Regions from separate parts of the Homo sapiens genome. Here region 2 is linked to region 1. Evidence: chromatin contacts called from ENCODE Hi-C or POLR2A ChIA-PET data. All regions are on one chromosome and are shown on one strand. The core of a region is the stretch at or near the end of the contact, and the rest is flanking DNA. Distances in the headings are between cores, read along the strand shown.

The links. Hi-C counts contacts between places; a loop is a spot of excess contacts on that map. ChIA-PET counts read pairs that join two places held with the same protein, here RNA polymerase II (POLR2A). Pooled maps may share reads with other maps.
Region 2: a loop to region 1 is called in a pooled map, with 3 times the contacts of the local background. The contact joins two enhancer-like sites. A Hi-C loop is called at or near these places in 2 of 50 pooled maps. POLR2A ChIA-PET finds 5 or more read pairs at or near these places in 3 of 52 experiments (H1, WTC11 and activated CD4-positive, alpha-beta T cell).

The regions. Positions count from the first base shown.
Region 1 is chr12:110,560,739-110,565,049 of GRCh38, forward strand. All of the region lies in intron 1 of PPTC7 (protein phosphatase targeting COQ7), which reads right to left. Among named protein-coding and RNA genes, the nearest start is that of PPTC7, 20 kb to the right of the region's middle. Within about 2 kb of position 1,778, at least 9 of the 41 ENCODE cell types and tissues checked have a DNase peak (open chromatin) inside an H3K27ac peak, as active enhancers do.
Region 2 is chr12:110,725,374-110,729,684 of GRCh38, forward strand. All of the region lies in intron 3 of PPP1CC (protein phosphatase 1 catalytic subunit gamma), which reads right to left. Among named protein-coding and RNA genes, the nearest start is that of PPP1CC, 15 kb to the right of the region's middle. Within about 2 kb of position 2,563, at least 3 of the 41 ENCODE cell types and tissues checked have a DNase peak (open chromatin) inside an H3K27ac peak, as active enhancers do.

The sequences.
Region 1 (4,311 bases), core at 528-3,027:
TTTGATTTTGTCCAAAAATGTATTTAATGTACACTCTGGAAGAATTTCAAATATTAAGTAGTATCCAAAGGTAATAGCTTTATTCCTTGCATCTTTGATGATCTCAAGGCATCTTACATCAAGCCTCGCATTCCAAAGAAGCATACTGGCTCTACATGGATTGTCTTTCCATCAGTGAAACACATCTCCTGCCTACTAGGATGGGTACTTGATAGTGAGTTGAAACTCTAGAGGAGAAACTGAATAAGAATCTGGCAGGATCACAATAATTGAATAACAGAAGTATCAGGAGACCCTCTGCACTCTAAGGAATAAGGGTATCTGCTTTTACAGACTTTCTGCAGTAAGGGGCCATCTAATGAGAAAGGGGGCTAAGCAATATTTATTGCAGTACGACAGGCATCTTTTCAGATGCTGAGGCTTTTCAAAGACTTTAGTGTTCTCAGAGCCAGCCTCATTTGTCTAAAGACATCACAGCATGAAGCACTGTAACTAGAAAAAAAATGAGATCAGAGTAGAAACTCAATTTCCTATCCAATGGAACAGATCACATTTATATCAACATTTCTTTTTTTTTTCTTTCTTTCTTTTTTGAGATGGAGTCTCACTCTGTGGCCTAGGCTGGAGTGCAGTGGCGCAATCTCAGGTCACTGCAACCTTCGCCTCCCAGGTTCAAGTGACTCTCCTGCCTCAGCCTCCCGAGTAGCTGGTATTACAGGCACCCACCACCATGCTTGGCTAATTTTTCTATCTGTAATACAGACATGGGGTTTCGCCATGTTGGCCAGGCTGGTCTCAAACTCCTGACCTCAAGTGATTGCCCCCCAACACAGCCTTGGGCTCCTAAAGTTCTGGGATTACAGGCATGAGCAACCGCATCCAGCCTATATCAACATTTCTTAAACCTCAACTATTTGGGCACTTAAGAACGCTCCCGACGGGGTGCAGTGGCTCATGCCTGTAATCCCAGCACTGTGGGAGGCTGAGGCGGGTGTATCATTTAAGCTCAGGAGTTCAAGAGCAACCTGGGCAACATGGTAAAACCTCCGTCTCTACTAAAAATACAAAAAATTAGCCAGGCATGGTGGCACACACCTGTGGTCCGAGCTGCTTGGGGGACAGGGGTAGAAGGATCACTTGAGCCCGGGAGCTGTGATCGTGCCACTGTACATGAGCCTGGGTGACACAGCAAGACCTGCCTCAAAAAAAACCCCAACAAAACAAAAAACACTCCCCTGTGATTCAAGACTGTGAAATGTTGTATCTGCAAATAATTATCCCAAACGGAGAGTCGCTTGAGCCAGGAGGTTGAGGCTGCAGTGAGCTATCACTGTGCCACTGCAATCCAGTCTGGGTGAAAGAGCAAGACACTGTCTCTATTTTAAAAATGAAAAAAATTAGCCATGCCTGGTGGCGCATGCCTGTAGTCCCAGCTACTCGGAAGGCTGAGGCAGGAGAATCGTTTGAACCCAGGAGGCGGAGGTTGCACAGGGAGCTGAGATCGCACCACTGCACTCCAGCCTGGGCAACAGATTGAGACTCCATCTCAAAAAAAAAAAAAAAAAAAAAAAAAAAAAATCCAAAATGAATGAAAAGCAGGATGACTGAAAAAATATATTCAACAAATATATTCTGTCAAGTTATACAGAAAAATGTCATGTGCTTTTTGACTAACAACAGTCCTTTCAGTTCTATGGAGGTAAAATTATATAGATTATGCTGCACTTCCTGTTTTAACAAGCAAGTGAAATACTCCCTTTGCAAGAAGTTTCCGGCCCAGTGCAGTGGCTCACACCTATAATCCCGCACTTTGGGAGGCTGAGGTAAACAGATCACTTGAGGTCAGGAGTTTGAGACCAGCCTGGCTAACATGGTGAAACTTCATCTCTACTAAAAATACAAAAATGACCCAGGTATGGTGGCGCATGACTGTAATACCACCTAGCTGGGTAACTGAGGCAGGAGAATCGCTTGAACCCAGGAAGCAGAGGTTGCAGTGAGCTGTGATTGAGCCACTGCACTCCAGCCTGGGTGACAAAGCGAGACTCTGTCTCAAAAAAGAAAAAAGAAGAGGAAAAAAAAAAAGAAGAAAGATGTTTCTGGCCAGTCGCGGTGGCTCATGCCTATAATCCCAGCACTTTGGGAGGTCGAGGCGGGTGGATCACCTGAGGTCAGGAGTTCGAGACCAGCCTGGCCAACATGGCAAAACCCTGTCTCTACTAAAAATACAAAAATTAGCTGGACTTGGTGGTAGGCACCTGTAGTCTCAGCTACTTGGGAGGCTGAGACAGAATTGCCTGAACCTGGGAGGCAGAGATTGCAGTAAGCAAAGATTGCGCCATTGCACTCCAGCCTGGGCGACAGGGTGAGTGAGACTCCATCTCAAAAAAAAAAAAAAAAAAAAAAAAAAGAAGAAGAAGAAAAAAGAAGTTTCCATTCCACATTAATCACAATGAAATCTGTGTCTTTTGATTCTCCAGAGATCAAGACTACGTCAAGAACAAGATCTCTAAGCAGAAGTTAATTCAAAAGTGAAGGTAATGAAGCTCAAAGGATGGACTGAAAAGTTCAACCCTGTAATAAAACATGTGAAAATGGCCGCATGAGGTGGCTTACGCCTGTAATCCCAGCACTTTGGGAGGCCAAGGCAGGTGGATCACCTGAGGTCAGGAGTTCAAGACCAGCCTGGCCAACATGGTGAAACCCCATTTCTATTAAAAATCAAAATTAGCCAGGCGTGGTAGCACATGCCTGTAATCCCAGCTACTCAGGAGACTGAGGCAGTAGAATCCCTTGAACCTGGGAGGCAGAGGTTGTGGTGAGCCGAGACTGCGCCACTGCACGCCAGCCTGGGCAACAAGAGCGAAAATCTGTCTCAAAAAAAAAAAAAAGTGTGAAAATGGAAACTATAGGCAAAACTCAAACAACAAAATCAAAGCTGTAGTAAGCGGTTCATTTTGTGTTTGAGAATTCCAAACAAAATAGTTAGCTATTCCTTGCTAGCTTAGTAATTATGAGACAACTTAAGAATTAATCAAATTAATGAGCCTCCACATACACTTACACCTATGTCTAGAATACTTCATTAACTAGAGAAGATAATTTCCAGACTATTCTGGGCAGTTGCCTTGTCTTAAAAAGCAGTGAAAAGTGCTGACATGAGGATTAGGAAACAATTGTGTGAAGGCAAAGAAACTTAAAGTCATCCTTTTAAAAATAAAAATGTTCTTCCTTTAACTTCAATAATTCTGTTTAAATACCAATACTTAATGTGGAATTATCTATTCTGGCTCAACTGTGGCTTGGGAACTTGTGCAAATTACAAACTTGGTATGAATCACTGGTCTGCCTTCCACAAACTGCAGAGTTGAAGGTTAAGTTACTGAAAAGGTCACTTCACTCCTTTCTGGCCTGCAACAGTATCTTCCTCAAATGCCAAATGCTGTTAGCAATGTTTCTGGACAGGAGGAGGCAACAAACAAATCATCTGGGAGGTCATACTTATTGTAAGTTATGAATAGCAGAGACAGGGCACTAATTATGTTACAGAAGTAAGGGCCTCTATTAAAGCTGTGGCTTCAGTTTGTTTTCAGGTGTTAGAAAATGTCACATAATACCAAATAATTCAAAAATTAAGTAAGGAAGTAACAAGCAATTAAGACCAGCTATCTGATATATGCCTACTTGTACTGGCCCTTTAGGCTGGGGAGAAGATTTTCCTTCTGTTTATAATTTACAAGATTAGATCTAGAATTCTTGTCAACCTGATATTTATGACAAGCCATATATCCTTGACCTAACCCCAAAGAAGATACTATTTACCCACTGCTTTCTTCACCCTCTATAAAAATAAGGGCTGGCCTTGACTAAAATAGGCACCCTCTGGGAGAGGTCTATAGTCACATGCGGCCTGGCACAAATGTAACTTTTTTTTTCCTTTAAACGAGAACATCATTCCTTTGAATAGCCTGCCAAGTGTAGAACTGTCTCTTAATTTCTGAACACTAATTTATATACACATATATATACACGTATATATATACATACACGTTATATATATATACACGTATATGTATATGTGTATATATACATACACGTTATATATATATACACGTATATGTATATGTGTATATATACATTGTTTTTTTTTTTTGAGATGGAATTTCACTTTTGTCGTCCAGGATGGAGTGTGATGGCACAATCTTGGCTCACTGCAACCTCCACCTCCTGGGTTTAGGAGACTCTCCTGCCTCGGCCTCCTGAGTAGCTGGGATTACAGGCACCCGTCACCATGCCCGGTTCATTTTTTGA
Region 2 (4,311 bases), core at 1,313-3,812, 170 kb after region 1:
TATATGCCCCTCAATAACCTACTGACACCAGAGGATCCCCAGCCCTCAGTACTCTAGCAGGAGGCACAATGATCACACGGCAGTGGCTGCCTCTCACAGGCACTACAGGGCATTTGTTTCCAACACTGCACAGACTCCACATGCTCCCACAGGCCTGATGTCACAGGATGGTCATGTTCCCTCAACAGCACAGGCATCCACACATTCTGGAGTCAGAGTGCAGTTCTGACAGAAATATGCCTCTATGCACTGTTTCTACAGGAAACTGATGTTCTGAGTTTAAAACCTAGTCACATACCTTGCAAGAACAAATTTCTCTGGATTGGTTGAGGATTGTCCAATTGTCCAGATGCCTTTGTTTCCTGTACTTACTATACTAAGCACAATCTTTAAAAACCAGGAGTTTGGCCAGGCGCGGTGGCTCACACCTGTAATCCCAGCACTTTGGGAGGCCGAGGCGGGCAGACCATCTGAGGTTGGGAGTTTGAGACCAGCCTGACCAACATGAAGAAATCCCGTCTCTACTAAAAATATAAAAATTAGCTGGGCGTGGTGGCGCATGCCTGTAATCCCAGCTACTTGGGAGGCTAAGGCAGAAGAGTCACTTGAACCTGGGAGGCGGAGGTTGCGGTGAGCCTTGATTGTGCCATTGCACTCCGGCTTGGGCAACAAGAGCGAAACTCCGTCTCAAAAAACAAAACAAAACAAACAAAACAAACCAAGAGTTTGTCCTTAGTCTCTTTTCCTGGGGAATACAGGGACATCTAAAGGTTTAAACCTATACCTCTCCTTTGAGAGTTAGAGCCAGCCCAAGCAACTGACCTGAACCACACCTCCCACCCTGTAATGCAAATCAAGCAGCTTAGGGAGTTTACCACAGGGCTTGAAATGAAATGTAAATTCAACAAATGTTTGCCTTCTCTCTGCAGAGGAGTGTTATCTTTTCTCCTAATAATTTCTGGTTTCTCAATGACTGGGTCTAACACTGACTATGGTTCACCCTGTTGCATATTTCTTTAGAGGTCCTTCACTAGGGGGTTCGGAAAGTTTAACAAACTTCTCCCGCCAGGCTGAGGAAGGAAAATTGCTTGAACCTGGGAGGCAGAGGTTGCAGTAAGCCAAGATCGCACCATTGCACTCCAGCATGGGCAACAAGAGTGAAACTCCGTCTCAAAAAAAAGCAAACTCCTTCTTACGAAAGGCTGAAGGGCAATCTCCAAAAACCACCAACTCCCATTTCCAACAGCAATACTACTACTACTACCACCACAGGATGAGTATCCTTAATCCAAGATGCTCCAAAATTTGGAACTTTTTGAGCACTCACATGATGCTCAAAGGAAATGCTCACTGGAGCATTCTGGATTTCAGATTTTTGGATTAGGGATGTTTAACCAGTAATTATAACACAAATATTCCAAAATTAAAAACAAAAACAAAAAACCTGCAACACTTCTAGTGCCAAGCATTCCCGGTAAGGAATACTTAACCTGTATTATAAAAACAGAGCTGCTGTCTTAGCTCCCCAGTGACAGTGACTTCCTCTTTCCCCAAGGTCAGCTTCACTTCTGGATACTTTTTTTGAGGTGGGGTCTCACTGCATCACCTAGGGGGAATGAAGCGACGCAATCTTGGCTCACTGCAACCATGGTCTCCCAGGTTCCAGTGATTTTCCTGCCTCAATCTCCTGAGTGTCCGCGACTACAGGTGTGCACCACCACAGCTAATTTTTGTATTTTTAATAGAGATGGGTTTTCCCCATGTTGGTCAGACCTCCTGACCTCTTGTGATCAGGTTGAACTCCTGACCTCAAGTGATCCACCCACCTTGGCCTCCCAAAGTGCTGGGATTACAGGCGTGAGCTACCACGCCCCGGCTTTGATTCTTTAGTTATGCCACATACTCCAGCTTCTCCTGCTGATTCCTGCTGGCTTCTCCATCAAAAATCAGTTTGTTTCCTCCTTTTCCCTCTCAGCACTTTAAGCGTGGGCCTGCCTCTTTCTATTCTCTCTTCATTTCCTCCCTAAGGCTACCTCAGACCACTAGGAACATCTGGCTCCTGAAAGGTTTAGCCAGGGTAATCGCCTAGCTTCCAAATCCTAAGATTCTGAGCCATAACCTGTAATGCGGTTTCGCATTACTGTACATCAGACAGCTACGGCAGCAGAAACAGATCAACAAACACTCATGTTTTACCCAACAACATATACCTCAGCCTTTCCATCACATTTACAAAGTTAAAAAAAAAAAAAAAAGAAATGGTAGTATAAAGTACTTATGTACCTGGAAAACAGGCAGTGGTTTTTAAATTGTCCCATGAAAATCAACATTTGAATACAACTTTTCATTTTAATAAAATTAGTTAAGTATTTTATATATATATTAAATGTCTGCAAGCCTTCAACCAAAAGCCACCTATGTCAAGGGCACTTTCATGCCCACAAGTAGACTGGATGGCAAATTATATCTGCCTGATGAGAGAGAGGAAGCTTGAGCATAAGATCTACAAATTGTGTTGATGACCAAACAGGAGTCGAAACTGATACCAACCAACACTGATCTTCTAAGTCATTTTTTAAAGGCCTCTGCATTAAGTAGAAACCGAAACTGATGCAGCCAGTATCATTACATTAGGATACACGTCACAAAAATGAGGTCAACTGGATTTGAATTCATCAGTGCAAACATGAAAAGTATTTGCTGGGCTAACAGCTATGTAAAAGGAATCCTTTAACTCAAGAGCAGGCCAGGCACGGTGGCTCACGCCTGTAATCCCAGCACTTTGGGAAGCAGAGGCGGGCGGATCATGAGGTCAGGAGATCGAGACCATCCTGGCTAACACAGTGAAACCCCGCCTCTACTAAAAATACAAAAAATTAGCCGGGCGTAGTGGCGGGCGCCTGTAGTCCCAGCTACTCGGGAGGCTGAGGCAGGAGAATGGCGTGAACCCAGGAGGCGGAGCTTGCAGTGAGGCGAGATCGCGCCCTGCACTCCAGCCTGGGCGACAGAGCGAGACTCCGTCTCAAAAAAAAAAAAAAAAACAAAAAACAAAAAACTCAAGAGTAACACTTGGAATAAGTATCCAAAACACAGTGTTGGCTGGGTGTGGTGGCTCATGACTGTAATCCCAGCACTTAGGGAGGCTGAGGTGAAAGGATTGCTTAAACCCAGAAATTACAGGTGGTAGTAAGCTATGATCCCACCTCTGCACTCCAGCCTAAGGCTCTGTCTCAAAAACAAACAAAAAAAACCCATCACACCTGCCTTGCATTTCACTACCTAAGGAGTAGTAACTGGCTTACTGGTACTTCTCTGACACAGAATCACTGTTAATATTGAATACCTTTCATGTACAAGTTCAATGCTATCAGTCAGTCCAGAACCCATAGAATTTTTGTCCCTGATGATTCCTGCCACCCCATCTTATCAGCTGGATCTCAAGGTCACAGACCAAGCAAACATCCAGTTGTGGGAAAGGGTGGTAGTAGAAGGGCTCAGTTTGTGAATATAATCTTTCTAGGATGCACTTCTAACAAATGTGCTAGCTCAACATATCTATGTGAATTGAGATGGAAAAACACTGCATCTGGAGACTCTAGGTTACGATGTGGTCTAGGGGAGGGCCACAGGGACAACCCTTTGCTGATATCCCTATAATCATATTAGCAAATGCCAAGTACCTGAAGTTCCTTAACCACCTCTTCACTCCAAACCTGAAACCCGTCCTGGCAGCAATGATGAGCACAAAAGGAAGGTGAAGGTAAAGATTCAAAACCTTTTCTGACTTGAAACCCTTTACTGAACTGATATTTTCAAAGCTTTTTTTTTTTTTTTTTTTTGAGACGGAGTCTCACTCTGCCACCCAGGCTGGACTACTGTGGTGTGATTTTGGCTCACTGCAACCTCCGACTCCTGGGTTCAAGTGATTCTCCTGCCTGAGCCTCCTGAGTAGCTGGGACTACAGGCATCTGCCACCACGCCTGGCTAATTTTTGTATTTTTAGTAGAGATGAGGTTTCCTCATGTTGGCCAGGACGGTCTTGATCTCTTGACCTTGTGATCCACCCGCTGTGGCCTCCCAAAGTGCTGGGATTACAGGCGTGAGCCACTGTGCCCAGCCTATTTTCAAAGCTTTAAGAACTGTGTTTTGTCAATAGTCAAATCGAAGTATACCTTTAATTAAACAATCCAAAATGGGTCACAAAATGTGTAAAATACTGTAAAAATAATCTTTGTTCAGCACATTTTAGTTTTAGGAAAGTTATTGCCATTCTTCCTGGGTGTGGATATGCCAGAAGGAGAAAAACTATAA